Regions from separate parts of the Homo sapiens genome. Here region 2 is linked to region 1. A link is a loop called in an ENCODE intact Hi-C map of the cell type or tissue named here. Cell type or tissue: heart left ventricle. All regions are shown on one strand. Links, peaks and the distances in the headings refer to the core of each region. The heading gives the core; the rest is flanking DNA.

Region 1 (15,733 bases), core at 3,740-11,739:
AACCCCGTCTCTACTAAAAATACAAAAAATTAGCCGGGCGTGGTGGCGGGCGCCTGTAGTCCCAGCTACTCAGGAGGCTGAGGCAGGACAATGGTGTGAACCCGGGAGACGGAGCTTGCAGCGAGCCGAGATAGCGCCACTGCACTCCAGCCTGGGTGAAAGAGCAAGACTCCGTCTCAAAAAAAAAAAAAAAAAAAAAAAAAAAGGTTAGCTTACATTTTTCTGTGTTTTGAGCCAATCTTAAATAAGGTGAACGTGTGTAAATGTTGGAAAAATATTACATTATCCCTGAAGGAGTAGCAGCTTTCAACAATTACCTAACTGGGTCCTTTGTGGGGTTCTCAGAAGTTCTTCCTTTTAGTGACAACCAACTCATGCTGCTTCCTGTCAGAGTACAGGATGCTTTTCTTCTAAGGTCTGACATTTTATAGTTACTTGCTCTGGCCCAGTCAAAGCCCTCCAAAGCCCTGCCATAGAGCACAGAACATCACAGCTCCCGCCCACACCAGGACTTCCCCTAGACACTGGCTTCATCATTCTCAGGGCAGCATCTATCCCTGATGGCACATCCGGTTGTTAAGGGGGAGGGTCTTCACTGCGAGTCGTCCAGGTTCTTGACATGTTGAACAAAGAATTGGACAAAACACACAAACAAAGCAATGAAAGAATGAAGCAACGAAAGCACAGATTTGTTTAAGCGGAAGTACACTCCACAGAGCAGGAGCAAGCTCCAGAGCAAGCTGCTCAAGACTCCCACTTGCAAAATCTTCTGGGGGTTAAGTACCCTTTAGAGGTTTCCTACTGGTTACACCCTATGTAAATGAAGACTTGGCTCATGACCAATCAGAGGCCAAAGTGAAGTTACACCCTATGCGAATGAAGACTTGGCCTGCAACCAATCAGGGGCTGAAGTGAAAGCTCAGCCTGCAACCAATCGGATGCTGAAGTGAAGGCCCCCTGTCTCCAGATCCTATTCTACTGCCTTGCAATGACAAGTTTAGGGGAGTAAAGCCTTACACTTCAGAGCGCAAGCTCACTGGTTAAGAGTCAGTTGCTTGGCACAGCCCCTTGGGCCAGTGACTTCCTTTCTCAATGCCTCTGTTTTCTCATCTGTAAAATACAGATGATGTAAGGTTAGTAGGACCCATCCGTAGGCTGTTGTGGGGATCACAGCTGTAAATATGTAGAAAACACTTAGCAAAGTGCCTGTGCAGGGCAGACTCCATCACTGCCAGCCATATTTACCATTATGTAGTTGTTTATTTACCCATCTACTGTTTGACTTTCCCACTGGCACTGGGTGTGGCAATGGGTGGGGGCTTTTCCTGTGTGGTTCACCAGTAGACCCCAGTGCTTACAGCAGCCTGGCATGTAGCAGATGCTCACAAGAGGTGTCTTGACTGGCTGAGTGCTGGTGTGTGGACGGGAACCAGCCTAAGGAAAGCACTCTTGAGACTCTTCATCCTGCCCGGGTGTGGGTAGCCTGGGTCTGTCACTCGGCCCCACACCCGGGGCCCCACTCCTGGCTTCGATAAGCGACGTCACCAATGTCTGCCCCAGCACCTGGACAGACTCTTGTGGCCCTTCCTTCTCGGGAAGCCCAGAAAGAACTGCAGTGACTGAGACAAACCCAGCGCTGCTGCGGGGTGTGTGGAGGCATCTTGCCATAGTGGGTGGGGTGCACGTGCCACAAACGGCTCACTCTTGATGATGAGGGTGACTCACGCATCCCCTTGTCCCCACAGTTCTGTTTCTTGGACTTTATCCTAACAAAACAATCATGATAAGAACAACCAGCCCCAAACATAAAGACACATGTGCAACAATGCTCGCTGAGGTGTTATTTACTATACAAAAAATTTAAGTCCCATTAACAGAGGATTTTTAAATACTGAAATATTACGGAGCTACAAAAAAATCCCATTGCTGTTCTATCGTGTATGTAATAGGTACAGGTATGGACATGGGGAGACAAAGAGGGAAAGAGAGAAAAAGAGAGAGAGCTCCTGCTTGAGAATCTACAAAATGTCACCTGTGACTTTCTCTGAACTGTGTGCCTCCCAGCTAAATGTGGTCTGGCAGGGTAAAGAGAGCATTTTCCTTTCTTTCATCTTTCAGCATTGTTGGATGTTAAGTAAAGAAAAGACTACATCTTAACTTTTGAAACTGGGGAAGGGGAGTATTTTCCCATTTATTTAATAAACTGCTTTCATCCAACAAAATCAAAGCAATAAATGGGGCAGATCCTCGGAGAGCCTGTGTGTGGAAGGCACTGTGCAGTGCTAGGTGAGAGAGGAGGCGTCTGGGAGCTCAGGCCACGCCCTCCAAGAACCCGCGGCCAACGACTTAGGTGTGTGCGCCTGGAAAGTGCTTCTTCACGTGTGGACATGGGAGAGGTAATGCTGAATTCATGTCTCCGCCCAATCTGGATTTAAGGAGGAAGATGCCGGTGAGAGCTCAAAAAGCATCCCCTGTCACGGGGCCCCGGGGCAGCCAATCACACACACCTGGGGGCCTGCACAGGGAAAAAACGCTGCCACTCAAGCAGGCAGAAGCGCCACAAAAACATTCATTTTTATTTTTTCTAAAAAAAGACAAGAACATCCATTGCTGTTGAAATATTTAACTTAAAAAAGAAACAGTGCAAATTTCAGAATGAAATATATCCTCTATTGCTTCCCCTAGAATCCAGGCCACAGAAAGTGCATCTGAACGGGACCACATGCGCTACGGTATGCACTGATGAAACACTGACAAAGGCTGGTGTAACTTTTAAAATGCGAAGGATTAGCACAATTGAAGGTGTGAAACTAGAAGGCAGCTGAAAAAATTAAAAAGTAACTAACGCACATAAATAAGAAATCTGGGGTCTCTGGAAAATATTTTCAAACATAGAGTACTTGGACAATCCTGAATTTGAAACCCAAATTGGACACGCAAAGGCAAAAATGTAGCCACAATTAGCTGAAAGAAACACAGCCCTGAGCCATCCTACAAGAAAACCAATCCTGCCACAACTCACCAGTGCGAACTTAACATGGAGAAAGAGGTCCTCACCGCACAGTATCCTGAACAGAAAGGCTGGTGAGAGTGAAAATTAAAAGCCAAGAGAACAATAGCAATTTTTAAACTCCTTCAGATAAAGTAAATAAATCCTACTCCCTGTAAAGCCTATTGCCATTATGTGTTTGCTCTCCAGGGGCCAAGCAAAGCCAAAGTGCCTGCGTGGCATGCTGTGGCTTCCTGCTCAGCAGCCCACCCGCTTCAGTGCAGCAGCCAGCACACTCAGGACCCCCAGGCAGATAGCACGCAGGACTCTGACGCAAGTGGTGACAGGATGGTCGGAAGAGCCCCACTCACGAGGCACCACAGCTCACAGCACAACTGGGAACCCACGCTGCAGAAAGCCTGTTCTCTGTCTCCTGTGGAAACCCTGGTCAGTTGTTGTTAAACTCGCCATCCCTTGGAGAGGCCATAACAGAAGGGGGCGTGGGCGAGGTGCTGCTGTAGGGACGCAGCGACAGGGACGGGAGCCAAAGAACAAGAGACTGAATATGGCTGCAGCGCCCTGGCTTAGGAAGAGCAGAGTCTACACCGACCTGGGAAGGAAGAACAACTGCAGCTCAGACACTTCCAAAGCACAACTTCAGAAATGAGCAAGATCTTTCCTCTAAGACACATGCTCTCTTACAGCAGCTAAAGGCAAGCAACATCCTCTTCAACAAATGGTGCTGGACCATCAAATTGCCACAGGCAAAGGAATGAAGTTGAACCCCTACCTCATACCATATGCAAAACTTAAGGCAGAATACACCAATGATCTAAATATAAGAACTAAAACCATAAAACTCATAGAAGAAAACACAGGGGGTTAGTCTTCATGACCTTGGATTTGGCAGTGGCTTCTTAGATATGACATCAAAGGCCAAGCAACAAAAAACAGATTAACTGCACTTCATCAAAATGAAAAACTTCTGTGCACCACAGGACACCATCCAGAGAGTGAAATGACAACCTACAGAATAGAAGGAGATATTTGCAGATTATATATCTATAACATATGAAGTACCCCTACAACACAACAACAAAAAAACAAACAACCCAATTCAAATATGGGCAAAAGACGTGAAGAGACATTTATCCAAAGAAAATATGCCAACGGCCAATAGGTACATGAAAAGATGTTCAACATCACTAATTATTAGGCAAATACAAATCACAACCACAATAAGATACCATTCACACTCACTAGGATGACTATTATTTCAAAATTGGAAAATAAAAAATATTGGTGCGGATGTGAAGAAATTGGAACCCTCATACGTGGTGGGCAGGAACATAAAATGGTGCAGTGTTGTGGAAAACACTTTGGTGGTTTCTAAAAACTTAAACACAGGGCTGGGCGTGGTGGCTCACGCCTGTAATCCCAGCACTTTGGGAGGCCGAGACGGGTGGATCACCTGTGGTCAGGAGTTCGAGACCAGCCTGGTCAACATGGCAAAACCCCATCTCTACTAAAAATACAAAAATTAACCGGGCGTGGTGGCGGGTGTCTGTAGTCCCAGCTACTCGGGAGGCTGAAGCACGAGAGTCACTTGAACCCCGGGGGACAGAGGCTGCAGGAAGCCGAGATTGTACCACTGTACTCCAGGCTGGGCAACAGAGTGGGATGAAAAAAAAATAATAATAAATTAAGCACAAAATTATCATAGGATTCAACAATTCTGCTCCAAGGTATATACCCAAAAGATGTGAAAGCAGGGACTCAGAGACGTGTGTACACATATGTTCACAGCAGCATTAGTCACAATGGCCAAAAAGTTAAGACGGCCCAAAGGTCCACCAAGAGATGGAATAAATAAGATGTGATGTATGCACACAATGGACTGCTCATCCTTAAAAGTTTTAGGAACCAAATTCTGACCATGCCACAATACGAGTGAACCCTGACACATTATGCCAAGTGAAAGAAGCCACGCACAAAAGGACAAATACAAGTCCATTCACAGAAGGGCCCTAGAGGAGTCAGATTCGCTGAGAAAGCAGAATGGTGAATGGTGGGTGCCGCAGCCAGAGGGAGGGAAACAGGATTGTTTACTAGGTATGGAGTTTCTGTTCGGGAAGATGAAAACGTTCTGGGAATGGATGGTGGTGATGGTTGCCCAACAATGGGAAAATATTTACTGCCACTGAACTGTGCGCTTCAAAATGCTTAGAATTATAAATTTATGTTATGTATATTTTACCACAATAAAAAAGCATGATGAACAAAGAAATTAATATACATGTTGGTAGACAGAAACAACACCCAAGTGTTATTTCAAGAATTAAAAAGAAATATGTTATTTATTAAAAGAATCAGGGATTGCTTTATTAACTGATATGAAATAATCTTCAAGACAGAATAAATGGCAAAGCAAGGAGTTGGAAGAAAACAACAGATGGCAGTATGTTTTAAACTCTCTATGATTTGCTAGATACTTCTGGGGCCATGGGCATCCCAGCGAGCCAGCAGCTGGCTGCTTCTCTGGTCCGAGACCCCCACATCCACCGCACCTGAGGCCTCTCTGAATGCTGATGGGAGCCTGTGGGGCAGTTCACATGCCACCCCCAAGCACACAGAGGTCACCCCTGTCATACTGCTAAAGAGAAGTGCACAACAGGCCCAGGGGTACGACCTTCCCAGGCCATGAGTGCAGGCATGAGAGGCACAGTCTGAACGAGACCACATCACTCACTGGCGGTGCACCTGTTTCTGGAAAAAAACCCTGACTAGGATGATTCACCAACTGCCTTCGCTGAACAAATGTTTCAGAATCTGAGAAGCAGAGCCCCAAGGAAGCCACAAGAGCCTGGGGTCAGAAGGCGGCAGCCTCGCCTGGCTCTGCTGGCAGCTGGGTTTCCTGGGGCACCTGGCTTTGCCCTGGGAGCCTAGCCGTACCCACCTGGGAGGGAGGGTGTGCCTTTCCCACGGGGTGGCCCAGGGCTCGGCTGAGCCAATGGCATGAATAAGGCAAGCCGGGGCCCGATGAACGTTCCTCCCCTTCCCCAGGGGTTGGGAGGCACCCCCATGCAGCTCAGAAACTGGGGCCCAGGTCCCCTGCCCTCAGAACCTGCTCTGCAGAGCCCAGGTGTCCAGCGAGTGAAACTCAGCTGTTCTGCCCCTCAGCTACAATACGGAAGTCTTTTCTCAATTTTACACACAAAGTTAATTATCGTAGACAGCCTGGACTTTTTTTCATTCATGAAACTCCCTTAAATTTGGTTCATACCACAGTTTATGTGCATAGGCAGAAAACAAGTCGAAACTGCAATCTTGAAATCAGACGCTAGCCCCCAGCCAGCCAGCCCAGACTTGGCCCGGGACTGCCCTTCTGCCTACAGGGCTTTCCCAGAGAGACTGCCTGGCTCACAGGATGGGACTCAGAACCAGGGCCTGACAGCCTCCCCAAAGCGTGCCTGTGCCCTGCAGGCCCTCGGAAACCCAGAGCAAGCCTAGAGACACCCTGGCCAAATTCATGGGCATGGCCAAGCCCTGCCTGGTTCCTGGCCCACACTGCTCCCTGCAAGCTAACATCCAGCAGAGGCCCCTGGACAGTCTCTGGACAGTCTTCCTTCCCATGCTCTCCCCGCATACACACCATCCAGGGGCCTGGGGTGGCTGCCATTTCTTCTGAATGTCTGTACAGGCCCATGCCTGGCCCTGTCCACAAGGCCCCTCACTGCACATCCCTCCACATCTGCCAGTGACTGGTCCCCGCCCTGAGCAATGTAAGCTGGATGACACGCTGAAAGCCACACATTCCCACCATCCACCTATAGCAGGGGCTCAATCAATACTTGCCAAATGCCTGAATCAGCCCTGAAATGACTGGAGGCCCAAGTTCTTTCTTCTAGCCACCCTGGAGGAGCCCTGGCGCTGGCCCAAGTGTGCTCCCCGGTAACCCAGGACTGTGGGGAACCCAGCTCCCAGGCTTCTGGCCTCTTCACGGGTACCCCAGATGAAAAATGTTCTACAAAAACAAGGGCAGGATGAATGTAGTCCGGGACCTCCTGACGATCTCAAACGCTGCTGAAAAGGCCTTAAGATGAGGTTTGCTGTGAGCAACAGGAAGCATTCTGTAAGGCATTCTGTCCTTGAGATCTGGACAGTGAGGTACTTGCTGTCCAGCCCCTGAGTTTCCCAGACCTGAATGTAACACTGTGCAAGCCTCACACACAGGGATCTTTCTTAACCCCTACAGAATGCCCACTGGAAGGAGGCAAATACTCCCAACGAGGAAAACATCCTATCCATGAGAGTGGGGAGCTGGTGGGGGAGGAAAAAGAAACACCAAACATTTCAGGAAATAAATCACATCTGTGCCCGGCATCCTCCCCCAGCGAGCACAGCACACATCCGAACTGCCAGGCTCGGCACCTCTGAGAAAAGGACTTTGTCGGGTGCAGCCATACGCCTGACCTCTCGGGCGCCCGCTGGCCCTCTTTATCTCCAGCAGCCCAGCCCGGAGCTCAGAGGGCAGGCCAGCCCTGGCCAAGAGTCAGGAGCGGTGGAGCTGGGCTTGGTGTTTATGTCTGATCCAGACAACTGGGGGTTTATGACGATTTACTGACGCAAGAGCTCCCCGAAGCAGCATGCCAGAAATTAATCAAGGGAGGAGGAATTCTTTTTAAGAAACCACTTGGCTGCTGCGAACCTGCCTGAAAGGCTGGGAGTGTAAGCTGAGCTCCTTCCTCCAGGCCCAGGCCACCAGGCAGCAGCAGCACACCCAGGACCCACAGGCAGAGCCCAGGGCCAACTCCTGGCCCCAGATGGAGGCAGGCGGCATGGAAGGTCCTGCAATGCCAACCCCCCACATCCCCCCCAGTGCAGCTACCTCCCCACCAGCCGATCCTGGGCTAGCCCACTCCCAGAAGGACTCAGAAGGGGTCCACGGGGACCCCACCAGCTGTGCAGACCCCAAAGGCGGGTCCTCCTATTGGAATGACAGGAACCCTCCATTATCTGCTAGTAAAATTCCTTTCTCAGGAGTTGAGTTTTATGGTTTACCATCACTCATCACCAAAAGAGAAAAAAAGGTAAAACATACAAGTTTGATTCTGCCCCGTCATCTCAGTGAGACAGGCACAGCCTCTGCAGCAGCAGCTTGGGCTGGGAGGGCAGGGGCCACGTCGGGCCAGCAGCTCCTCTCCAGCTTTCTGCACACCCCTCCTCCCACCGGGACACCCCTCCTCCTTGCTCCCCCATTCCTGCTCCGGCTGGGGGAGGGAAGCTGGCATCACACAGACACCCGTGCTCCATTTGTTTTGTGATCTGATGTCCAAGTTATTCTGAAATTTCAAACACTGAAGGACACAGGTTATTTATATTTATCAAAAAGGGCATGAGTCTGACAAGGCTGACTAAACTAAACCTTGCCAGACACTCAGGGCCTGGGCTGGGCTACAAAGGGTTCTGGATCCCAACAGGAGGACAGCAGCTGACATCCCTGGGCAGGAACAGGCGCTGGGCTCCGTGCCTGCCTCACTGGATCTTCACGACAACCCTATAAGGTGAAGTCTCTTAGGAGCCCCATGTCTCAGAGAAGGGAGCAGAAGCCTAGTGGGAGGCGGCCACGGGTGTCTGTGTGATGCCAGCTTCCCTCCCCCAGCCGGAGCAGGAATGGGGGAGCAAGGAGGAGGGGTGTCCTGGTGGGAGGAGGGGTGTGCAGAAAGCTGGAGAGGAGCTGCTGGCCCGACGTGGCCCCTGCCCTCCAAGCCCAAGCTGCTGCTGCAGAGGCTGTGCCTGTCTCACTGAGATGACGGGGCAGAATCAAACTTGTAGGGGCCTGGATCAGCGGCCACAGAGCCGATGGCCGGAGGCCGTATGCAGGCCAGGTACAGCTGCCTGGAGAGCCATGGGAGAGCCACAGGAGAGCCAGAGGGACACTGGGAGTGGTGCCAAGTGGCCCAACTGCCAGCTTTCCATAGGAGCATCGGGAAGGGGAGGTCCAACCAGGCCCCAGGGGGACCCTGTGCCAAAGGAAGAGATGCCTCACAGGAGACCCCGCGAGGGAGTGGCAGCTGCTAACCCTGCCTGGTTCCAAAGGCCTGAGCAAGGGCCACTGGGGCCTGCAGCCAGCAACCTGGCAATCAGGACTGCAAGAGGGCGACAGGAAGGAGTGTGGCTCACCAAGGACACCTGAACTCTGGCCCCACCGAACACTGGCCTGGACTTCCGCTCCAAGAAGCTCTTCTCCACCAACACTGAACAGGCTGCCAGTGACCGCGCACAGTGGTTGAAGGCAGCCACGTGGCAGAAGTGGCACAGGTCAGCCAACCTTCACACTCTGTTTTCTTATCTCAGAGGAGGATGCTGATTCTGACAAACAAAATGGCTGCTTCCCCATAATGCTAACATCCCCTGGTCATGAGGCCTGGCCTTCTACAGGGAGAAAAATCGCTGGCTTCCTTACTAGACTATCTGTAATTCAATGTGTCAATACAAGTATATTTATCTTTAAATGTTTTAAGTGAGCAATTATACTGAATAAAATATACTTTTAAACGTAGTATACTAAACGTGGTATTTGTAACCCAACCACTTTGGTTTAATGTGGCAAAAGAGATCTCACCCTCAGCCTTCTCCATCCCAAAAAGGCCACTGAAGAGGACAGGCTGTGCTGCCACCCCAGCCCCACATGCCACGCTGCTGACACAGACCTGCTGCCCTGTGCGTGCGCATTCCCAACCTGCCTGACCTTGGCTGCCCGAAATTCGGAGTGGGGAGGAAGGCAGATATGCCTGAATACAGCCCAGAGGACATACTGAGAGAGCGGCCAAGTGAAGCTCTCAGCCTGCCCAGGAGGAAGCGGGGCTGATGGGCCATCGGAGCAAAGCGCGGCCAGCACTGTCGTGACATTGATGGCACGAAACTCAACGTCCTGCACATGATTCCTAAAGCTAAATCTGGAATGAATTCTTCCTTCATATTCGAGGGGAAAACGGTAAAAGCCACGAGAAGGAGGCAGGATGGGGGAGGGAAGACAAGCAGGAAGGGGTGGGGTGGCCCTGCCCACTGCATTTCTGGTCAGGGAGATTTTAGAGCATTTATAAGGTGCGACATAAATCACCTCATAAAATATCTGAATAAAAGTGCTATAAGAGCTGCTCAAGGCTGCAGATATATTTCAGTCCACTTTAAAATATGCCCAACAGTTATTTTACTGCAACATAAAGATGAATGCAAGCCTGGAAAGCAAGCTGGGACTCGTGAACTAAGCCGCCCAGATAGTGAGTTCTACGGGGGAAGCCTTCAGGAAGCACACACGGGCCAGGTGAGCGAACTGCAATGACACGTCGCCAGGGCTGCACTGGACCCACCGTGCGGGGACTGCCAGGTAAACCTCAGCTTCCACTCTGGGCTACAGCGGGCCATACTAACCCTCCAGCCAGGAACACAGAGGACAGGATGCAATCTAAAACACGGCGATGCACGAGGAGCCCAGGCCTGGGAGAGAAGGGAGGTGGAAAGAGGGCACACTCGGCCCGCGTGTCCTCCAGAGGCTGAGGAGCGGAGCAGCACCGGACGGCTCGGACCCTGGGAAACGAACGCCAGACTGAGCGTGGGGGTGAGGAGAGCCCCGTGCCAGGAGTGAGGGCAACACGGACCTGACCAGTCCTCACAGAATCCGCAGCTTGAGCGTAAGAAGGGATACAAGAGGGAAAGGTGGACATTTCACAGTAACAAAAAGGCAGTTATTCCAATTTTATGGAATAATTTTATGCATAAAATTCTAAATCTGCCTAGGCTTAAAATAGCTTCAAAATAAACAAAGGCTAAACCTGACAGAGCTAAAAAGAGAAACAATGCCAATCCACAGTTACATCAGGGGGATTTTAATATTCCATTCCCACTATCTGACAGAAAAGCAGACAATAAAATAGTAAAGATAACAGGAGATCTGAGCACAATGATTAATTTGATTAAATGGACATGTAGAACTGGCAAATCTCCACGGCTGACTTCTTCTCTTCAAGTATACATAAAATGTTGACAAAACTGACCATATAATCAATAAAGCAAAATTCAAAGAATTTCTAAAAACTGAAATTACATAAAATGAGTGACCACAGTGAAATTAAACTAGAAATCAATAACAAAATGAAAGCAAAATACTAGCAAATTCATAAAGCACTGAAATTTAGAAATATATTTCTAATTAACACAAGTCAAAAAAAGAAACTAGATAATATTCTAAACCAAATTATAATTAAAATGACATTAAAAAGCTCACATAATCTAGCGAAAGCCATACATAGGTGGAAATTTATAGTTTTAAGCACGTGGATTACAGAAGAAAGTCTGAAAAAAAAAAATCAGTGATCTAAATATTTACCTTAATCAGTAAAAACAACAACCCCAGCAAATTAAATCCCAAAAACAAAAATAATAGCAATAAGAACAGAAATTTATTTTTTTAAATTCAATTTTAAAAAATCAAGAAAACCAAACACAGTTCTTAAAAAATATTAATATAATAAATAAGCTCCTAGCAAAGTCCAATGAAGGAAAAATGAGAGAACAAACAATATCAGGAATTTAAAAGGGGATGACACTACAAATCCTACAGTCATTACAAAGATAATGAGAAGGTATTTAAACAACTTTATTTCAATACATTTGAAGATGCAGATGGAATGTAAAAAATTCCAAGAAAAACTAAACACACAAAAACTGACACAAGAAAATCTTAAAAATCTAAACAGTCCTATATCAGTTGAGGGTGTAATTTACAAATCTTCCCACAAAGAAAACTCCAAGATAAGTTCATAAGCAAATCCATCCCAACTTAAGAAAGAAATAGCATCTTTCCTACATAAACTCTTCAAGAAAATCAAACAGGTGTCAGCAAACTATGGCCCATGGGCCAAGTACAATCTGTGGCTTGATTTTATATAACCTGAAAAATAAGATGGGATTTTACATTAAGTGGTTGGTAAAAAAAAGAAGAAAGAAAAGAAAAAAGGGAAAAAAACGTGCAATAGAGACCATATGTGGTCCACAAAGCATGAAGTCTTTACTGACTCTCTACAGAAAAATTTTGGCAATCCTAGGAATAGAAGAAGAAAGCAACTTCATATTTTAAGAGATTAGTATAACTTTAATATTAAAATGTGACAAAGCATTTCAAGAAAAAATAACACGTCAATCTCATATCTTTAGATGATAAAAATTAAACTGACTATAAGCAATGTAAATTCAACAGTATATAAAAAGAATAACACATTATAATAATTATTACAGAAGTGTAAGGTTGACTTAACATTCAAGTCAATCAGAAAATTCAACACAATAAAATAAAGAAAAAAAGCATAAGACTATTAACAGATGCAGAAAAAGTCTAATACATTAAGTTGAACCAAATGAAAATACCATTTTTTGTAGATGGAAAAAGATCAAATATCTGCAATTTCACATGACTCCATCTAATATTTTAACAGCTGCTTATCAGAAAAACTCAGCAAACTAAGAACAAAAGTAAACTGCATTCATCTCATGGACTACACAGAACTTATAGCAAATTTTATCTATAATGATGAAATACTAAAAATTTTTCTCTTGATATTAGAATAAGACATAGATGCCTACTACTACCAATGACTGATATAGATGCCTACTATTACCATTTGACTGAAGGTCCTAGGCAGTGCAGCAAAGCAAGAAAGACATAAAAGTTTTAAAAATTAGCAAAGAAGAAATGAAACATTCACCGTCCATAGACAATATGCATTAAAAACCCAAAAGAATATATAGATAATGAGTATAATAATAAACACTGTGCGAGGTATCTGGAGACACGACAAATATACAAAAATGAATTGTGCTTCTAAACATTACAAAAATAAAATTCCCCCAACAAAACAGCATAACCTAGAAGTAAATCTAACAAAAGAAATAAAAGACCTCTAGGCCAGGCACGGTGGCTCATGCTTGTAATCCCAGCACTTTGGGAGGCCGAGGAGGACGGATTGCTTGAGGTCAGGAGTTCGAGACCAGCCTGATCAACATGGTGACGCCCCGTCTCTACAAAAAATAGAAAAAATTAGCCAGGCATGGTGGCATGTGCCTGTAATCCCAGGTACTCAGGAGGCTAAGGCACGAGAACTGCTTGAGCCTGGGAGGCGGAGGTTGCAGTGAGTTGAGATTGTGCCACTGCGCTCCAGCCTGGGCAGCAGAGCAAGACTCCATCTCAAAACAAACAAATAAAAAAAAACTAAGACCTCTATACTGAAAATTACAAAATATGATCGAAAGAAATTACAGATGCTCGAAAAAAATAGAGAGACGTAGCATATTCGTAGATTAGAAGACTCCTAATAAACTGATTTCATATGCAAATCAGTGGATCCCAATTGAGACCACAGCAGGTATTCTGTTGAAATTGAAAAGCTGATTTTAAAATTCATATGGAGGCCGGGCGTGGTGGCTCATGCCTGTAATCCCAGCACTTTGGGAGGCCGAGGCAGGTGGATCACAAGGTCAGGAGATCAAGACCATCCTGGCTAACACGGTGAAACACCCCCCTCTACTAAAAAATACAAAAAAATTAGCTGGGCATGGTGGCGTGCACCTGTAGTCCCAGCTGCTGGGGAGGCTAAGGCAGGAGAATGGCGTGAACCTGGGAGGCGGAGCTTGCAGTGAGCCAAGATCGTGCCACTGCACTCCAGCCTGGAAGACAGAGCAAGACTCCATCTCAAAAAAAAAAAAAAAAAAAATCCATATGGAAATGCAAAGGGCTAAAAAGAACCAAAACAAGCTTTGAAAAGTTTTAAAAAGTTGGAAGACCTACATTATTAGATACTATGGTTAACTGCAAATCTATTAGTTAAGACAGTGTTGCACTGGTACACAGATATGCAAACAGACCAATGAACTAGAATAAAGTGCAAAAACAGATCCATTTATATAATTTATTTCACTTATGACAAAGTTGCATTGGATAGCAGAGAAGAAAGGATGACTCTTTTAAATAAATACTGTTAGGCCAACTGAATTTCCAAACGGAAAAGTAACTCTCAATCCCTACCTCACACATAAAAAAAAAAAAATTCCCAGTGGATCACAGATCTAAATGAGTGATAGAACAATGAAGTTTATCAAAAATAATATAGAATATCTTCAAATAGGCATAGATAAAACTATTAAATTGGACTATTAAAATTAAGAGCATCTGTTCAGCAAAAAAAAAAAAAAAAAAAAAACACCATTAAGAAAGGGAAAACGCAGCACACACATAGAAAATAGCAACAAACAACAAAAAGCTCATTCATAGCCAGTGTACAGAAATAGCTCCTACAACTCAGTAAGAAAAATAAAGACAAACCAATTTCTTAAATGAATAGAAACTTCTCCACCAAAGATGACATCTAGTTGGTCAATAAACGTATGAAAAGGTATTCAACATTTTTAGTAATCTGGGAAATACAAATGAAACTACAATAGTTAAAATGAAAAAGAATTACAGTACCATGTATTGGCAAGGACAGAGCAACATTCTATAGGTCAGAGTGTAAATTGGTACAATCAATTTGAAGAACTGTTTGGCACACATACACCTTATCAAAAGAATTGCATACTTATATGAACCAATTGAAATATACAAGAATGTTACAGTAGCATTATACATAATTCCAAACTGGAAACCACCAAAATGTCATCAGCAATTGAACCAATAAATAATTTGTGATATGTTCATACAATGAAATATTATATACCCATTAAATGAAGAAACTACTACTATAAGCCACAATATCAATAAATCTAACATATTGTCAAGTGAAATAATCCAGACAATAAGAATAAGTATTACGTGATTTATATGACGTTCAAAACCAGGAGAAACTCATGTTAGAAGCTAGAGAAGTGGTATCTAGAGGGTGTGAGAGTGAGGGTACAGTAACTGAGAGAGGACATATACGGGGCTTCTGGGTGTTGGGATGTCCCATTTCACAATCTGGGTAGCAGTTACAGGCATCTTCCTTTTGGGAGAGTTCATCAAGCTAAGCAGTCATGATTCTTGCACTTTCCTGGATGCCTGTGATACTTCAGTTAAAAAGTTCACTTAGACATTGGCGGTCTTCAAGGCTACATGTTTATAATAACAACAATGGAAAGGCTGAAAACAAACTCCCTGTCCACCAACAATGACTTGTTAAGTTACTCTACCACATCCATGCACAACCATAAAAAAAAGAGTCCCCAAAGGAAAAACTGTAAAAGCTAGGTGCTAAAGTAACTACAGTATACAGCCATTCATGAACAAACATTAAGCAAAAGAGAGTATCTATAAATGTACTTCATTTTGTGAACTCAAAATTCTTGACATATTTTATTAAAACTTGAGTAGACAGTAGAGAGAGCTGCCATATACCCTACCAATACCACCTGCACATTCCCCGCGATTATTAGCATCCTACCTTACTACGGTATGTTAGTCACAATTGGGAACCAATACTGACATTACTGTCATTAACTAAAATTCTAGAGTTTAGGATTTCCTGAAGTTTCCCACTAATGTCTTTTACTGTATTCCAAGATCCATCCAGGATCCCATCCAGGAATTCCACATCACACTTAGGTGTCGCATGTCCTGAGATCCCTCCTGGTGGTGACAGTTTCTCAAAGGATGCTTGTTTCTGATGACCTTGGCATATCGAGTGGGCCTGGCAAGAGTAGACTGTAGGAAGGGTG
Region 2 (15,733 bases), core at 4,998-12,997, 91 kb before region 1:
ACGCTATATTGCAGTCAGCTTCTAAAGCCATGTGGGGGGCAGACTCCTGCGTCTGGCCTTTGAGTCATGGCTATTCATACCGGCCCTCAGGTTAACTTGATGGAGGGCAGTCAACAAACTCTCAACATTAGTTTGAACTAAGAGAATCAAACCATGGGAATTCTTTTCAGATTTTTCAAATGTTGACGAAAAAGGCCAAACTCTGTAAAATAGTTGAAGAGGTTTATTTTAAGCCAAATACGAGTGACCATGGCCCAGGACACAGCCTCAGGAAGTCTGTGCCTGAGGTTGTCACGTTACAGGTTGGCTTTATGCGTTTTAGGGAGACAGAAATTACAGGCAACACATGTAAGGTATATATTGGTTTGGCCCAGAACATCTTGAAGAAGTAGGGTGAGGACCTCACAGATCCTAGGCAGACTGAAAGGTTTTCTGACTGAAGAGTTGATGTCAGCATAAAAAAATGTTTGAGTTAAGATAAGCGGAGATTCTCGTTATGTGGATGAGGCCTCCAGGAAGCAGGCTTCAGAGAGAATAGATGGTAAATGTCTCCTATGGGACTTTAAAAGGTGACTTGTAGTTAAATCTCTCCTGGATCAGGAAAAAGAGACCTGGAAAGGGCATGGGATTCTCTCCAGAATGCAAATTTCCCCCCCAAGAGGCAGTTTTCTATAGCCACTCAAAATAGGTGGAAGGAATATATTCTGGGGTAAAATACTTTTATTTCCTGCAGGGCCTGCTCTCTGTCGCCTGCTGCTATCCCAGAGTCAGGGTGGAACCGGGAATCTTACTGCTGTGTCTGTTTTATCAGTCGTGAGATCGCTGTTTTGATGTTAACGCTGGTCAGCTGGGCCTGAACGCCAAAAGGAGGGGGCGTCTAAGGAGGCCTGTCCAACCCCCCATTCCCATCAGGGCCTGAACTCATTTTTCAAGTTTCTTTGGGACCCCTTGGTCAAGAAGGGGGTCCATTCATTGGGTTGGGGGACTTAGAATTTTATTTTTGGTTTACACAAACAGTTTTACTTTGATGTCTTTACATTCTACACTTCATTTTACCTCTAAAAATTAAAACAAAGCAAGCAAGCAAAAAAAAAAAAAAAAAAAAAAGCAAAGCAGGTGACATGTTCCGTGGCGGACATGACCGTCCTGGCCAATCCTTGCCCGTGGCTGGCAAGCTGCCGAGTCCGTGGGCCGGAGGGCATTGATTCCTCAAAGACACTTCCCTGATCGGAGGAAAATAACCCAAGCAGTCACGGCAGGCGCCGCCAGGACGAGGCCGCCACGGCCTCTCTTCTTCCTGCCACTCCTGCCCAGTCCTTCCGTGGGGGCCACTCGAGGAACCACCAGAGATGGCCGTGGGTCCTTCACTGGACCCTATCCAAACCCCAGAAATGCCAGCTTTATGATGAAAACTCACAAAGGGGCACCACGCAGGAATATTACAACCAAGGACTTTGTTACCACGGGCTCTGTGTATGAAGGTAATTAACAGCTTCCGGTGCCAATAAAGGGAGACTTTCGAAGCTTCCCCTGAGGTCACACGTCCTTGCAGATTTGTACCAGATTCCACTTTCTTCTCACCAAACGAAACAATGCAACAACCGCCACAAAACACATCTAGGAGGCAGCATGAGCTCCAGGCACCAGCCAACCTCAAATACTTCCTGTTCCAAAATGTAAGAGCAGTGTCTGGAAATACAGCTCCTTTGACAGTGTGCTGGTCAAACACCCCTTAGATGTGGGAATCCAACGCTGAAGCCAAACGTGAATTTTGCGTTATTTTGGAGAGTTTCTCTACAGTTTCTAGTTAATCCCCTTTAAGGTTCCAGAGTTTTCTTTTAAAAATGGTGCTTTTGAAACATAACCTTAAAAAGAGCCTCCCTAACTCTGACAGATACACGTTTCCCAGGACACAGGTACAGAGGGTGATGAAACCGCCACCCCTATGCCTCAGGAAACCGTGGAACGTGCTTCTCTTTAGTCCAGCATCCCGGTCTTAACATCGGCCTCTACTTCCCCTTTTGGCCGATGGAAGGGCATCGCATTTTCTGAGGATGTCTTTCTCCCCAGTAGCACAGCCCTCAGGGCAGTCATGTGTCCTGCCCTGTAATGTATATGCTGAGCGACCCTGGGACAGCGGCCACGGGATCTGAGGCTCTGGCTTTCCTTCTGTAGGAGCAGTGGGGGGCACAGGAGCCAGGGCACTCGGTCACGGTGGAGAGCAGCGCCATGAGGGCCGTAAGCCCTCAGCATGCCGTCTGTTTAACAGTAAGTCCTTCATCCACACTTCCTGTTGCTACTGACTTTTTTTGTTTGCCTCCGGTTTGCTCCCGGATGCCTGAGGTAGGTGTCCTCCCCGAAGCACCCCTCTCCTCAACCGAGGCTGCTGAGCACCTGCTCCCGGATGCCTGAGGTAGGCGTCCTCCCCAAAGCGCCCCTGTCCTCAACCGAGGTTGCTGAGCACCTGCTCCCGGATGCCTGAGGTAGGTGTCCTCCCCGAAGCGCCCCTGTCCTCAACCGAGGCTGCTGAGCACCTGCTCCCGGATGCCTGAGGTAGGCGTCCTCCCCGAAGCGCCCCTGTCCTCAACCGAGGTTGCTGAGCACCTGCTCCCGGATGCCTGAGGTAGGTGTCCTCCCCGAAGCGCCCCTCTCCTCAATCGAGGCTGCTGAGCACCTGCTCCCGGATGCCTGAGGTAGGCGTCCTCCCCGAAGCGCCCCTGTCCTCAATCGAGGCTGCTGAGCACCTGCTCCCGGATGCCTGAGGTAGGCGTCCTCCCCGAAGCACCCCTCTCCTCAATCGAGGCTGCTGAGCGCCTGCAAGGCCTGGCTGGAAGCCAGCTCGACCTCCAGCCTTGGAACCCAACACCCACCACTTTAGTGATTTTTTTCTACAATAAACATACATTGCTTTTATAATCAGGAAGGGGAGGAGTTTTAGCTACAATGAATCTGAAACAAATGACTGAGTAGTAATAGTTTTTAAGTTCCCCGTAATTCAGCCCTTGGGCATAGTTGGGTTTATAATCCTGTATGACATTTTGCTGGTCTCTCCTGGCTGACTAATTCCATACCTTCTCCTCTGTCCTCAAACTGCAACATCTCCCCAGCCTAACTCAGTCAATGGCTCTGTTTGCTCACTCCATGGGAAAACACAAGGCTCTGGCAGAGAACCGGGGGTCACGAGCTCCCGCCCCCACCCCACCCTGCCACCATGTCTCCGCCTGGGATCTGCCTCGGTGTCAAGTCTCCTCCAAGGGTGGCCCTTCCCCTCACCAAGCCAAGGGTGGCCCTTCCCTCACCAAGCCAAGGGTGGCCCTTCCCCTCACCAAGCCAAGGGTGGCCCTTCCCCTCACCAAGCCAAGGGTGGCCCTTCCCCTCACCAAGCCAAGGGTGGCCCTTCCCCTCACCAAGCCAAGGGTGGCCCTTCCCTCACCAAGCCAAGGGTGGCCCTTCCCCTCACCAAGCCAAGGTGGCCCTTCCCTCTCCAAGCCAAGGGCGGCCCTTCCCCTCACCAAGCCAAGGGTGGCCCTTCCCTCACCAAGCCAAGGGTGGCCCTTCCCTCACCAAGCCAAGGGTGGCCCTTCCCCTCACCAAGCCAAGGGTGGCCCTTCCCTCACCAAGCCAAGGGTGGCCCTTCCCCTCAGCAAGCCAAGGGTGGCCCTTCCCTCACCAAGCCAAGGGTGGCCCTTCCCCTCAGCAAGCAGACAACAACTCCCAGGAAGGGGGAAGAGCAAAGCCACGTCCACAACTGTGACATTCCACTTATTCAAAACGCAAAGAAATAGGAGGCAAAGATGGAATAATACTAACAACATGTCTGTTATATCTTAGTGGTAGGCAAATGGTTATGTGTTTTCTTTTATGATAGAGCTACTTTACAATTAAAATTTTTAAAACATTTTAAAAAAGAAAGAGAACAAAGTCTACAGATAAAAAGTTATGAGGGAAGTTGAAGAAATCAAAGTTGATCTAAGACAAATGGCATTTTGGCTTTTTCCTCCTCCAGTACAGCTGACAATATCCCAAACCCAAAAACCAAAATCCAAAATGCCTCCAAATCCAAAACTTTTTCACGGTGACACTCAAAGGCAATGCTCATTGGGGCATTTCTGATTTTGAATTTTTACACTTAGGATGCTCAACCAGTAAGAATAATGCAAATATTCCAAAATCCGAAAAAAAAAAAAACAAACCCAAAATCCAAAACACTTCTGCTTCCAAGCATTACAGATAAGAGATACTCAACCTGTATAGACTTTCCCAAAGCACATGATATGCTCACCTGACGTTTCTAAAATCTCAAGATGGCACACGAATACATGGTATGAATAATGCTTTTCTGTTGGAAGTGGGAATTTATTAGGACTAAGTGTATTGAAAAAGAACCATAATCAGAAAAAGACCTGTGTTGAACATAACGGCATTCACACGAGGGAATGGTCAGGAAACAGGACAGATCAACAGTGGGGAGGGCTGCCCGGGCGCCCTTCCTGCTCCAAGTACACACTCATCTGTTCAAAGGGAGCGAGCTCTCACAGTGACTGCTGGAGTCATTCCTGACAATTGAGTGTGTGTGTGTATCAGTCTGTTTCCACACCTTCAAACATCAAAATGTCTAAAGAATAGTTAAGATTAAATTCAATCATTAGGAAATGTATAACAGCAATTGAGGACTGACATAACATATACCTAAAAATGTTTATACTCCCATACCATAAAAATGTGGCTTTAAAGACATTTTCCTATCAATTTTCCAGTTATCACCTAACCTGAGATTAATATTTCTTTGCAGTATTTTTCAGTGGGTTGAAATGACCAAAATGCAGTTTGAAAGAACACGCTTCACATTAGAGGCTTCTAAGGCACAGGCCACTGTGCAGGCTCAATGATGGATGTCATACAGGACTGCTGCACATGCATGCATGCTTTCTCTGCCCACTGTTCCTGGGCATCGCTGCTACGTTATTTAAAATTACCCTGCAAACACTCCCACCACGCCCACCAACCCATGCCTGAATATGCAATAAATGCCAGGAGACACGGCACTCTCTCTGACTCAGACCAATGGGAACCTGATGACAAGGGAGGTAAATGGCCAGCGTCATGGGGCAGCCTTCCCAACATGCCACTTCTCAAGTCCGGCGGCTCACCCCAAAGGAAGAGAATGAGGGTGACAGGCTGCAGGAGAGGTCCAGGCCTTGAACGGGGATATAAAGGCTACATCACACACATTCCTCAGTACTAGTCAACGGGACACTGAGATGACATTTATTGAGGAACTACTAAAAAGCTGACACATATCTTTCATCTTTATGAGAACTCTGTAGAGAGGCATTATCATCCCCGGCTAAGAAATGAGAAAACAAAACTGAGCTATTCAGCAACTCGCCTAAGCTCCCACGCAAACAGGCAGCAGAGGCGGGCCCCAGGTGCCCTCTGTGGGAGGCTGAAGCCCCGGCCTGTCCTCACACCAGGCAGGGATCCCATGGCAGGTCTCGACAGGCAGGGTGCGCTTCCCAAGCCAGAATATTAATTTGAAGCCCACCTTTTTTGGTTCACTTGGAAACTATGCATATTTACCATCTTTTCCCAGCCCATCAAGCTATCAGAAAATCCTCTTACCCTCGTGCCACGCCTGGTTAAGCACAAGCAAGTTGTCTCAAAAATGCCCCAGCCACAGAATTCAGTGTTTACACGAAAACAACACCGGCAAAGTGAACTTGAGAGAAAGTGAAAACCAAAACTGTCGACATAAGCCAAAATTTTAAAATTGTGCATCTTCATCTGGTACTTAAAGCTCCCCACCGCTCCCCCAGGCTCCAGTGTGCTGGGGTAAAAAATAAACTGCTTGATCAGTAATAATGCAGAGTAAAATCAAGGTGTAAAAAACAGACAGAAAGGAGCCCCCCGAACACCCCCCAAGAGGCCAGGGGACCGTACCCCACAGACACAGAGAGCCTTCCCGGAGCAGGGCAAAGACACCTCCAGAACTCCGGGTTTGGAAAATGACAGAAAACCTGGCCGACTTGGAAGAATCACAAGGCAAAGAAGGAAATCTCTTCTTGGAAACGTTCAGCCTGGCTTCAAGCTGGCTTCAACTTCCTTTCGGGGTGATGAGTGGGTCTAACTGGGGCACCGGAGGGCACAGGCGGCAGCAAAGGCTGACTGTCAAGGAAGGTGCAGCAGAGCCAAAACCAGAGACCCAGGCCTCGGGACGCAGTCCCTGCAAGGCCCAGCCACACTGCCCTGCAGGACGCATGTGGAACGGAACACTGGTTCCCTCAGCCCCACGCCATCAGGAGGTTCAGGTTTTATTCTCGGAGAGGCTGCATGGCTGGGAAGAATGGTACCCTCACAAGGAGTTTAAACCCTGGAGGATTCTATGTGGAAACGGGTTTTACAGACAAAGAAAAGGGGGAAAAAGTCTGTTTCCATGGCCTATAGACTTGGAGTACCTTAAAATGTTACCTATGGGGCTGGGCGCGGTGGCTCACGCCTGTAATTCCAGCACTTTGGGAGGCCGAGGCAGGCAGATTACTTGAGCTCAGGAGTTCAAGACCAGCCTGGCCAACATGGTAAAACCCCGTCTCTACTAAAAATGCAAAATTAGCCAGGTGTGGTGGCACACACCTGTAATCCCAGCTACTTGGGGAGACTGAGGCAGGAGAATCGCTTGAACCCGGGAGGTGGAGGTTGCAGTGAGCCAAGATTACGCCACTCCACTCCAGCCTGGGCGACAGAGTGAGATTCCGTCTCCAAATAGACAAATGCATAAATAACTAAAAATTACCTATGGAATGAAATATTTCTGATCACCACCGATACTTTTTTTTGTTAAAGAGCTGAAAGGTACTTGGAAGACAGATGATGCCACTGACTCATTTAACCAACAAAAGCTGGTGGCAATGGAAAAGGCGCGGTCTGTCCACGGTCACGTGGCCAGTGGGACCCAGCCCCGCCCACTGCAAGCTCAGAGGTCTTTCCTACAGGCCCTCACGGGGATCAGGGCCAGGGGTTACACCTAAGCCAGGCAGTTGGTGCCTTTGGGAAGAACACATCCTTTAGCACCAGAGAGAAAAAAAACAACAAAAAATCAGCATTTCTCTACCATTTACATGGCACGGAGCCATTTCATTTCCAAAAAGGATGGCCTCTTTTACCACCAGGAAGAGCACCCAAATTCAGTGAACCTGATACCCCACACCTCCCCCCTCGCCCTCTCTGCACTCCTCCAATAAGGCAGAGCGTCTGAACACCTCTTTGGCTCAGCGCAGGGCCGGCCGGACAGGGCAGGGGTGGGCGGACTTACCCGTGCTGGGCATGTGGTTCACGCGGGCAGGATTCAGCAGCTCCACTGGCTGGTCTCGGCCAGAAAGTCCATCTGGAGAACAGAGAAGGCACTGGCTTCAGAAACTGCGCGCATTTCAGCCAACATACTTTATGCTGGGAGTCTGCAGGGAGTAACTCCCCAAACAATGAAATGCATGTGTCCTTCCTACTTTTACAGGGGGACACTTTCAGCTTCATCATAGATTATTTGTATTTGCCAATGTAGAATAATCAAAATAGCCTCCTACTGAGATATGGCAAACGCCCGTTTCTGGCCTAAGAGCCACTGGCTTAGCAATTTGGGTTTACTTCTGTTCAGCAACCACATTATACCCACTCGTGCTGATCAGAAGTCGGCTCTTCTGCAGACCACAAGCATTAAGATAACAAAAAGAGAAGAGCAGCTCTTCCTCTTCTCAGATAGTGACAAACGGTCTGGACGCTCACAGAAACACAGCACAGGGAGCCCTCGGAACCCGCCAGGTGTGCAGACAGGGAAGGAGGCAAGCTGAGGCCACTCTAGCTGCAAATAGGCATGGAGGAGAACGCTTCACCAGGTGTTCTCAAGGTATAGAGTCCTTTCTTTTAAATCCATTTTTAGACTGTATTATGGAGCGGTTTCCATCTATTCAGACTCACTGCAAAGATGAGACTGGAACCCACCCACCACCTAAACCTGGCACAGGCTGGATTTAGACCGCCTGGGATTTTTCTATATTCTCCCAAGCAGAAAGGAAAGAAAACTCTGGCAAGATTTCCAGGAATCACACTTTTCTTTTAAAATTAGCTTCTGACAAGTGGTGTAAAATGCCCTGCAATAATATGCATATCATTACAGACTTGCACGCGGAGGTCATTTTCCTTACTAAGCGAAGGAGAGCACCAGTTTCGCAGGGCAGCCATGGAACTCTGTAGATACAAGTTTTAAAACAGGACAAAAACGACTAACATCAGGTCAAATGACTGCAAAAAAAAAAAAACCCATTTTTTTATCCAAAATAGATAATTCCTAGCATTGCCAACCCGTGCATGTCCTTGGAGATGTTCAATATTCAAGAACGGAAACAAGGGTCCCAGGAGATTGGAGGGCATGCTCTTGAAGTTAGAACTGGGAAAGTGTGAGGCCAACATGGACCTGCAGGAGCTCAGCAGGTGAGGCTGCTCTTGGGCAATGCAGAGATCAAACGTGGGTGCCAGAAATAAAAATCAAAATGAAGACAACAACAAAAAACCACGGGGACCTCTCCAACCAACCAGCAGCTCCTCCCAAGTCTCGGCAACTCTTAAGGTTTGAAAACAGAAGTAAAGACAGTAAGACACTGGGCATATTCGGAGGCAAAACAGTTCTGCTTCCCTGGGTCAGGAGAAAGACCGGCAGGTCATAGTTACACCTTAGAAGCAACCACCAGACCTGAGCAATCGCCCCAAGTCTTCACACATTCCAGGGCTTTCTCAAAGAACATGGCCACCTTAGGAGATGGCCTGGATGCTGAATTGTAAACATGATGCCATGTCTCAAGAGAACCTTCACTGCAACTCAGAAAGAGACCCCAGATAGTGGTGGAAAGTACTTTTCAAGCCTTTTTTTCCCCTAAAAATAAATATATTTGTATTCATTTTTATAATAAATAAAAATAAATAAATGCTCATTGTAGACAAAAAATAAAAAATTCGAAAAGGTGCCTGTATGTATGTATGTTTATATGTGTGTGTGTATTTAACCCAAATCCCACTATAAATACTTTCAGAAACAGCAGAAGGCCCTTTTGAAGATCTCAATGTAGCTGCAGTTTTCCAATGGGAAGGGGTCAAGAGGAGGGGGCTTGGGGGGACCACCCTGGTCAGGGTTCTGCAACAGTTCCTACGAGCCAATGCCTGTCCCCCAGAACTGCCTCCCCTGTAGTCAGCTCAACGCCCAACCTTAGCTTCCACCTCAGCAAAAGCCCTAGAACCAGAAAGTTTGGAAACCAAGAAGCCCCCAGTGGTGAGCAGCAGCGGTGGGGCCAGAGTCCCAGCTCACATGAAGCCCTTTCTTGAGTTTGGAAGTGAACTGCTTATGCCTGAGCCCAAAAGGCGGATCCCTCCAGCACCGAGTTCATACATGAGGCCTAATTACAAGTTACTTTTACTACACTGAAGCAGGAAGACACATCAGATCTCAGTGCAACCGATTTGACTTGTAAGTCACGATACGTGGTGTTCCTGTATCCACAAGCATCACTCGTGTGTTTCAGATCAAGGTGCAGCTTAGTGGGTCTTGGCTCACCTACATTTCTGGGCACTGGGCTGGTCCGCGTCCCACCTACCCTTCAAGAAGACATTTATTGCATGCTTGCACTAGCTGGCACACCAAGGAGAATGCCGTTCGATAACAGCATGTGGATTCCCTGCGTAAACCAGACCTTGACCTTAACATGTCCAATCCTGTATACTGGCGGGTGGGGTGGTTTCTGACACCAGCCAACTGGCACCAACTGGGCGTCCAATGATCCAGTTCCACTCTGACAATAACTGCCCAGAGCTAGCACACACGCCACAGGGGCTCAGGTCCACAAGGCTGCCCCCATTTCAGACACAAGTCCTGGGCCTCCTGGACTTCTAAAGATCGGCTATAAATCAGGAGTTCCCACAAGCCCCTCTCAGGTTCTGTAATTTGCTAGAAGGGCTCACAAAACTCAGAAAAACACTTTACCATGTTGATGGGTTTATTGTAAAAGATGCAAATAAACAGTAACATGAAGGCAGGGTCTGGAGGGGTCCTGAGTGCAGGAGCCTCTGTGTCAGTACCACTGGGGTCAGCAGGTGCGGCTGAACATGCTGCTCCTCTCGTCTCTGCGTCCTGGTGACTGGCCCCATCCCGAGGCTATCCAGGGGTCCTGCCCTAAGTCACTTCATTAGCATAAACTCAGAAGCACATAAGAAGCTCCTCCTTAGGAATAACGAAAGGCTCGCTGGACACTCAGGAAGCTCCTGGGATCCTAAGAGCTCCCTGCCAGGAACGAGGACAAAGACCAGATAAGGCTTATTCTTCCACCACACAGAGATGCTGCTTGTTCTCGTTGTGTGCCACTGGGCCTGGCTAGTCTCATAACAACCTGTACATTCAAACCCCCAACACTGCCATGTTCACATCTTTGTAGAATGACATGGAAATGCTCGAAGGGAAAGCTGTTCTGAGGCGGCACTGGGTTAATAGGAAGTGCCTGCCTCTCGCGGAACAGGGCAGCCATGTGGAACTATCAGAAAACAGCAGGAGTGTCTCAAGCACAGGCGGCCTTGGAGGCGGCGGCACAGACATGGGTCTCAGTGCCGGACGCTAACCCCACATGTGGAGGCCCCGTGAGCCCCAGCCAGCTGGAAGCACGGCCACAGTCTCTTTAAGACAAGATCCCGGCCTGAGCCGTCCTTGGTCGTCCACCTGGACAGCATGACAGATGCCGCATCCCTCATTATGAAAGGCTGGGGCTCAGGGCAGCAGCCATGATCGAGAAGCCAAACACTAAAGGCGTTTTGCCAGAGGTGGCTGGTGGAACACAATCCTGGGGGTAAAGCAGTGGCGGTGAGTGCACTTTGCAGGCGCAGGGGCCACCAGGCCTGGGAAAGACAGCTTTGGAACGGACCTAAACAAAGCGTGGCCAGTGGGGCAAAGAACGTCTGTCACCAGGGTGAAATAGACAAGCTGCGGTACACAGCCAGCTGGAACGCATGACGGCATCCGTGAATGTGCACAGAATAGATTCTTAACGCTGTGTTTTTTCAGATATCATATTCCAGAGTGAGTTAAAATGAAATTAGTGATGAGAGGTGGAATTTCCATATTTATCTGCCTCTGGGCTGAAATTTCTCAGGCTGAGGAGAAAGCGGTGCTAAGAACCCAGCGTTTACAAGCAGGAAAATAATGAAGATGGGAAGCAAAGTACCACTTCCTCATCACACGCCTGCTGCAAGCAGGTTCCCCCTTATCTGTCTCCGCTTGAGAATCTATTTTTGGAAACCCTGCTGGACAGGGACGATCGTACTGAGTGTCCTCAAACAGCATTTAATCAGCGCTGGGGCTGCAGACCAGATGCACACTGAGAGGGAGGCCGAGGAGCACGGGTACCTCGTGTCCTCACCAGCACATGATGTGCCCCAGTGTGCTCAATGCACCCACAGTCAACTGCAGTGACCACATCACTCTTGCCAGGAGTCCCTTTCGCGCCGACAGGACCCAGCCTGAACTGAGCATTGTTTGAGACTCGGAGTCCGCCCATGGGAGGAACAGGACTAAGACAGACAGTGCTTTTGCTTTTCAGAATCCACCTTGCATCAGACGGGTAGGTATGTCTAACCAGAAACCCGGCCTTCTGGAGCCAAAGGAACCTCACTTTCACCCGGAGGGCCCAGGCCCCCCACTTCACACTTGGGGAAATGGCCTCAAGGGCTGTGCAGTTTCCTAGGATCACGGAGTGAGCACCAGCCGGAATCCAGTTCTGTCTCAATTAAACCAGCGGCTTGTCTGAAGCTGGACCTTGAGCAAACAGGTACCCACCAAGACCAGTGCCCTCCACCAAGGGTTTCACATCACAATACCGACACACAAGAAAGGAGGTTTCTTGAGCCAATAAAGAAAGTACATGAAAGCCCCACGCACAGGCTCCTGAACTGGGAGGGGAAGGGAGTGGGGAGAAAGTGTGGTTTCCACCCTTGGGACCTGCCTGGGAACACCTAGTCCTGCCCAGGTTGGGGTGAAAGGGTGTCTCTTGAAGGTTTCATTTGTCTTTCCCAGATGACCAATGACACTGACCATCTTCTTACATGTTTATTGGCTTTTTCACTGGCTGTTTTGGATTCATGTCTTTTTGACCTGTTTTTTGCCCCCAGTTGGGTTGTCTTTTTCTTATTGATTCAGAGGAATTCTTTACAAATTCTGAACATTAATCCTCTGTCAATTAAATGCTGCAGATATCCTCTCAAAGGTCCTATTTCTCAATCTTTCAAAGCTTCTGCTTTTATGTCAGGTTCAAGAAACTCTTCTCTTCCTGGAGGCTGCAGAGATATTTTAACATATTTTTACCCTGAAACTTTGCAGTGTTCCCTTTTATATGTAAGTCTCTCATCTACTGGCACTGATGTTTGTATACGCTATGAGACAGGGGTTTGGGGTATGTTTTCCTATGATAACAGCCAAATGTCCCCTCAGTGTTATTAAGAGGTCTTATCTTTCACCATGGATGGGCAACATTAGTTCCCTTATAAGCCAAATCTCAATCCTGTTGGCCAACTTGTTTTTGGTTTTGCCAATAATCACACTGTCTTAACCACCATAACTGTACAATAACTCTTAATATTGGCAAGGCAAAAAACCCTACTTTTTTCTTCCAGATCATCTTGGGCAAAATTGGCCTTTTACTCCGCCACATAAATTTTAAAATTAACTTGACAAGTTCCACCAAAAGAAAAGAAAAGAGAAAAAGAAAGAAAGAGAAGGAAGGAAGGAAGGAAGGAAGGAGAAAAAAAGAAAGAAAGAAAGAAGGAGAAAGAGAAAGAAAGAAAGAAAGAGAAAGAAAGAAAAGAGAAAGAAAGAGAGAGAGAGAAAGAGGGAGAGAAAGAGAGAGGACGAGAGAGGAAGGAGGGGAAGGGAGGGAGGGAGGGAGGGAGGGAGGGAAACGAACAGTGCCTGGGATTGCACTGCATCTGTCATTTTGAGAGAAGATAATCTTTACAGTACTGCATCTTTCAATCCATGAACATGGGCTATTACCTCCTTTCATTTCTCTCAGAAATGTTTCAGAATTTTCAGTGTTGCGGTCTTGAACATCTTTAGATTTATTACTAGGTATTTGATATTTGATTTCCATTATCAATTTCTGTTTGCTTGCATATGGAAACACAATTAATTTTTACTTATTGGTTCTGTATCGTAGAATATTAATTTCAATCATTTTTCTGTAGTTATCGTGTATTTTCTACATATAGAATCAGGTCACGTACAAATAATGACAGTTGTTTCCACCTTCCAGACCTCACACCTTTTCTTCTTCTTTATTCTGCTGGCTCAGTCCTACAGTACAGTAACTAAAGAGAAATGGTGATAAAAGACACTTTGGTCTTGTTTCTGATCTTACGAAGGATATTTCAATGTTTTACTGGAAAGTGTATTGCTTGCTGCAGGTGTCCAACAGGTAACTATCAGATTAAGGAAGTTCCCATCTACTCCTAGTTTGCCAAGACATATTTTTAAATCACATGTTTGCTTAACTGTATTAAACTTTTCTGCATCAATTCAGCTTATTAAATAATTTCCCCTTCCATCTGATAACGTAGTAAACTTTTTTTTCTCATGTCAAACTAACTTTGCATTCCTGTGACAAACCAGCGTGGTCAGGCCCAGGGGGTTTTTGGGAACAGGAAGGCAGCAAGAGCTCCACACAAGCTACACCTAAACTCTTTTCCACGCTTGATTCTGAAGACTTGGAGACCTCAGTCCCACATTTCACCTTAGCACCTCACTTCAATATTTCGTTATGAGCATAAAATGAGAATTGGATAAATTAACATTCCTTTTTTTTTTTTTTTGAGACATTGTCTCGCTCTGTTGCCCAGGCTGGACTGCAGTGGCTGGATCTCAGCTCACTGCAAGCTCCGCCTCCCAGGTTCACGCCATTCTCCTGCCTCAGCCTCCCGAATAGGTGAGACTACAGGCACCCGCCACCAAGCCCAGCTAGTATTTTGTATTTTTAGTAGAGACGGGGTTTCACCATGTTAGCCAGGATGGTCTCGATCTCCTGACCTTGTGATCCGCCTGCCTCGGCCTCCCAAAGTGCTGGGATTACAGGCGTGAGCCACCGCTCCCGGCTGGATAAATTAACATTCTAAAGTGTGTTTGGTGGGGGGTTGCTGACATAGACAAAAACAATGAAACCGCTGTGACTCAAGAGTAGTATAGGTCACACCTCACTGTGCACACCCCACTGTGCTAACAGAGCTGCTTTTCAGACACGGGAACGGAAGCTTAGGGCTACTGGGAAACAGTAACGACACAGTCTTCATTGCAGCCAATCTCCCCATCCTTTCATATTTTTCAAACAAAGGTGTTGTTTTAGAACAGCTGTGAGTTTATAGAAAAATTAAAGCTAGTAGAGACTTATCCTATACTCTGCACCCTCCATGCCCTACAACTAACATCTTCCATTCCTGTACTCTGCACCCTCCATGCCCTACAACTAACACCTTCCATCAGGATGCTGTGCTTAGGTGTCATGACAGAAAAAGCCCGGACTTGATTCAGATTTCCTCCGTTTTTCCCTGGTGCCCATTTTCTGTCCTAGCGCCCATCCAGGGTCCTGCCTCTCTTGGCTGCAACAGTATCTCAGACCTTCCTTGTTTTTGACCACCTTGACAGCTTTAAGCAATCCTGCTTGGGTATTTTATAGAATGTGCTTCAACTGGGGTTTGTCCCAGGGCCTCACTGGGACTCCAGGGACTGAGCTGCGTGAACACCTAAGCAAGGGCTGACGTCAGACCAGAGAAGCCCCGATACCTTCAAACCGAACTTCATGGGCAACGGCAGAGTTCCCATGGTTTAAAGAAAGAGCTTAGCCTTAAAGCAAAGACAAAAGAAACCACTTGGTTCTCGTGTCTGGGGCAAAAGGACTTGTCTTTTGCCTGAATAAGGAGGGACGGAAAACTCCTTCTGCTGGGAGGATTGGCCATGAGGAAAACAGCCTCTTGGCCTGCACCAAACTGGCAGGTGTCTGTGAGAAAGCGCTGCGCGAGGGCCCATGTGGCCCACCAAGACCTGCACCTCCTGGAGGGCGTGGTGCGGTGCACACTCACATGCAAACCTTCCCTCCACACGGCGTGTGAGTCAATGTGGAATGAAGTGGGTATCTATTTGGGTTTGGGGCCATCATGCCATCCCCTCAGGCCTCTAACCTGTGTGACCAGAGGTAGTAGAATTTTACTGGCACTCTGATGCCCTTGTTCAATTAAATTATAAAAGGAAGTTCAGTGGGCTGAAATGTCATGGCTTGGAAACAAAATGATCTACAAGGTCAGCCAAATACTCAAATTCCCCCTAGGTCCTTCCCCTGACCTGAACCCCCAGAGGGGTCTCCATCTGCCACCTCAAGCAGGACCTGCACCTGCGCTGGCCTCCTCCCAGCTCAGCCTCCTGCTTTGCTGAGTGACCCCAGCAGCCCATCCTCCCTCCACTGTGCGGCCCACACCCTGGCACTACCCCTGGGCCTGGCAGATACTAGGCATAGGCTTGATGCTCCATAAACTTGTGCCCACCCAACCGGCCCTCCCTGGGAGCTCTGCTTATAGCCTCGAGCATCCCAGGCCACTAGATTCTGCTTTTCCCCACTGCGCAGGTTACTGAAAATTACCAAAGTTCCATAACAGTGCTTGCATCTGCCCA

The links. Peaks named below come from ENCODE experiments on the same cell type or tissue, not always from the same donor. Only the 100,000 strongest peaks of a DNase experiment are listed, where the experiment ranks them.
Region 2: it touches region 1 in a loop (2.3-fold over the local background); 11 of 110 quality-filtered maps call a loop at or near these places.

What each region holds. Positions count from the first base shown.
Region 1 is chr2:239,321,287-239,337,019 of GRCh38, forward strand. The region is part of intron 2 of HDAC4 (histone deacetylase 4); the gene reads right to left. Among named protein-coding and RNA genes, the nearest start is that of MIR2467, 23 kb to the right of the region's middle. In heart left ventricle, for the core only: a CTCF peak has its summit at 7,778; DNase peaks (open chromatin) are centred at 7,535, 8,194, 8,525, 8,955 and 1 weaker place; H3K4me3 peaks cover 615 bases; H3K27ac peaks cover 4,601 bases.
Region 2 is chr2:239,229,284-239,245,016 of GRCh38, forward strand. It overlaps HDAC4 (histone deacetylase 4), which reads right to left. Exons shown (of 27, transcript NM_001378414.1): 3 at 7,310-7,381. Among named protein-coding and RNA genes, the nearest start is that of HDAC4-AS2, 44 kb to the left of the region's middle. RefSeq lists enhancers at 1,232-1,732, 2,476-3,015, 14,588-15,285. In heart left ventricle, for the core only: no CTCF peak of the experiment used is centred there; no DNase peak of the experiment used is centred there; H3K4me3 peaks cover 837 bases; H3K27ac peaks cover 2,643 bases.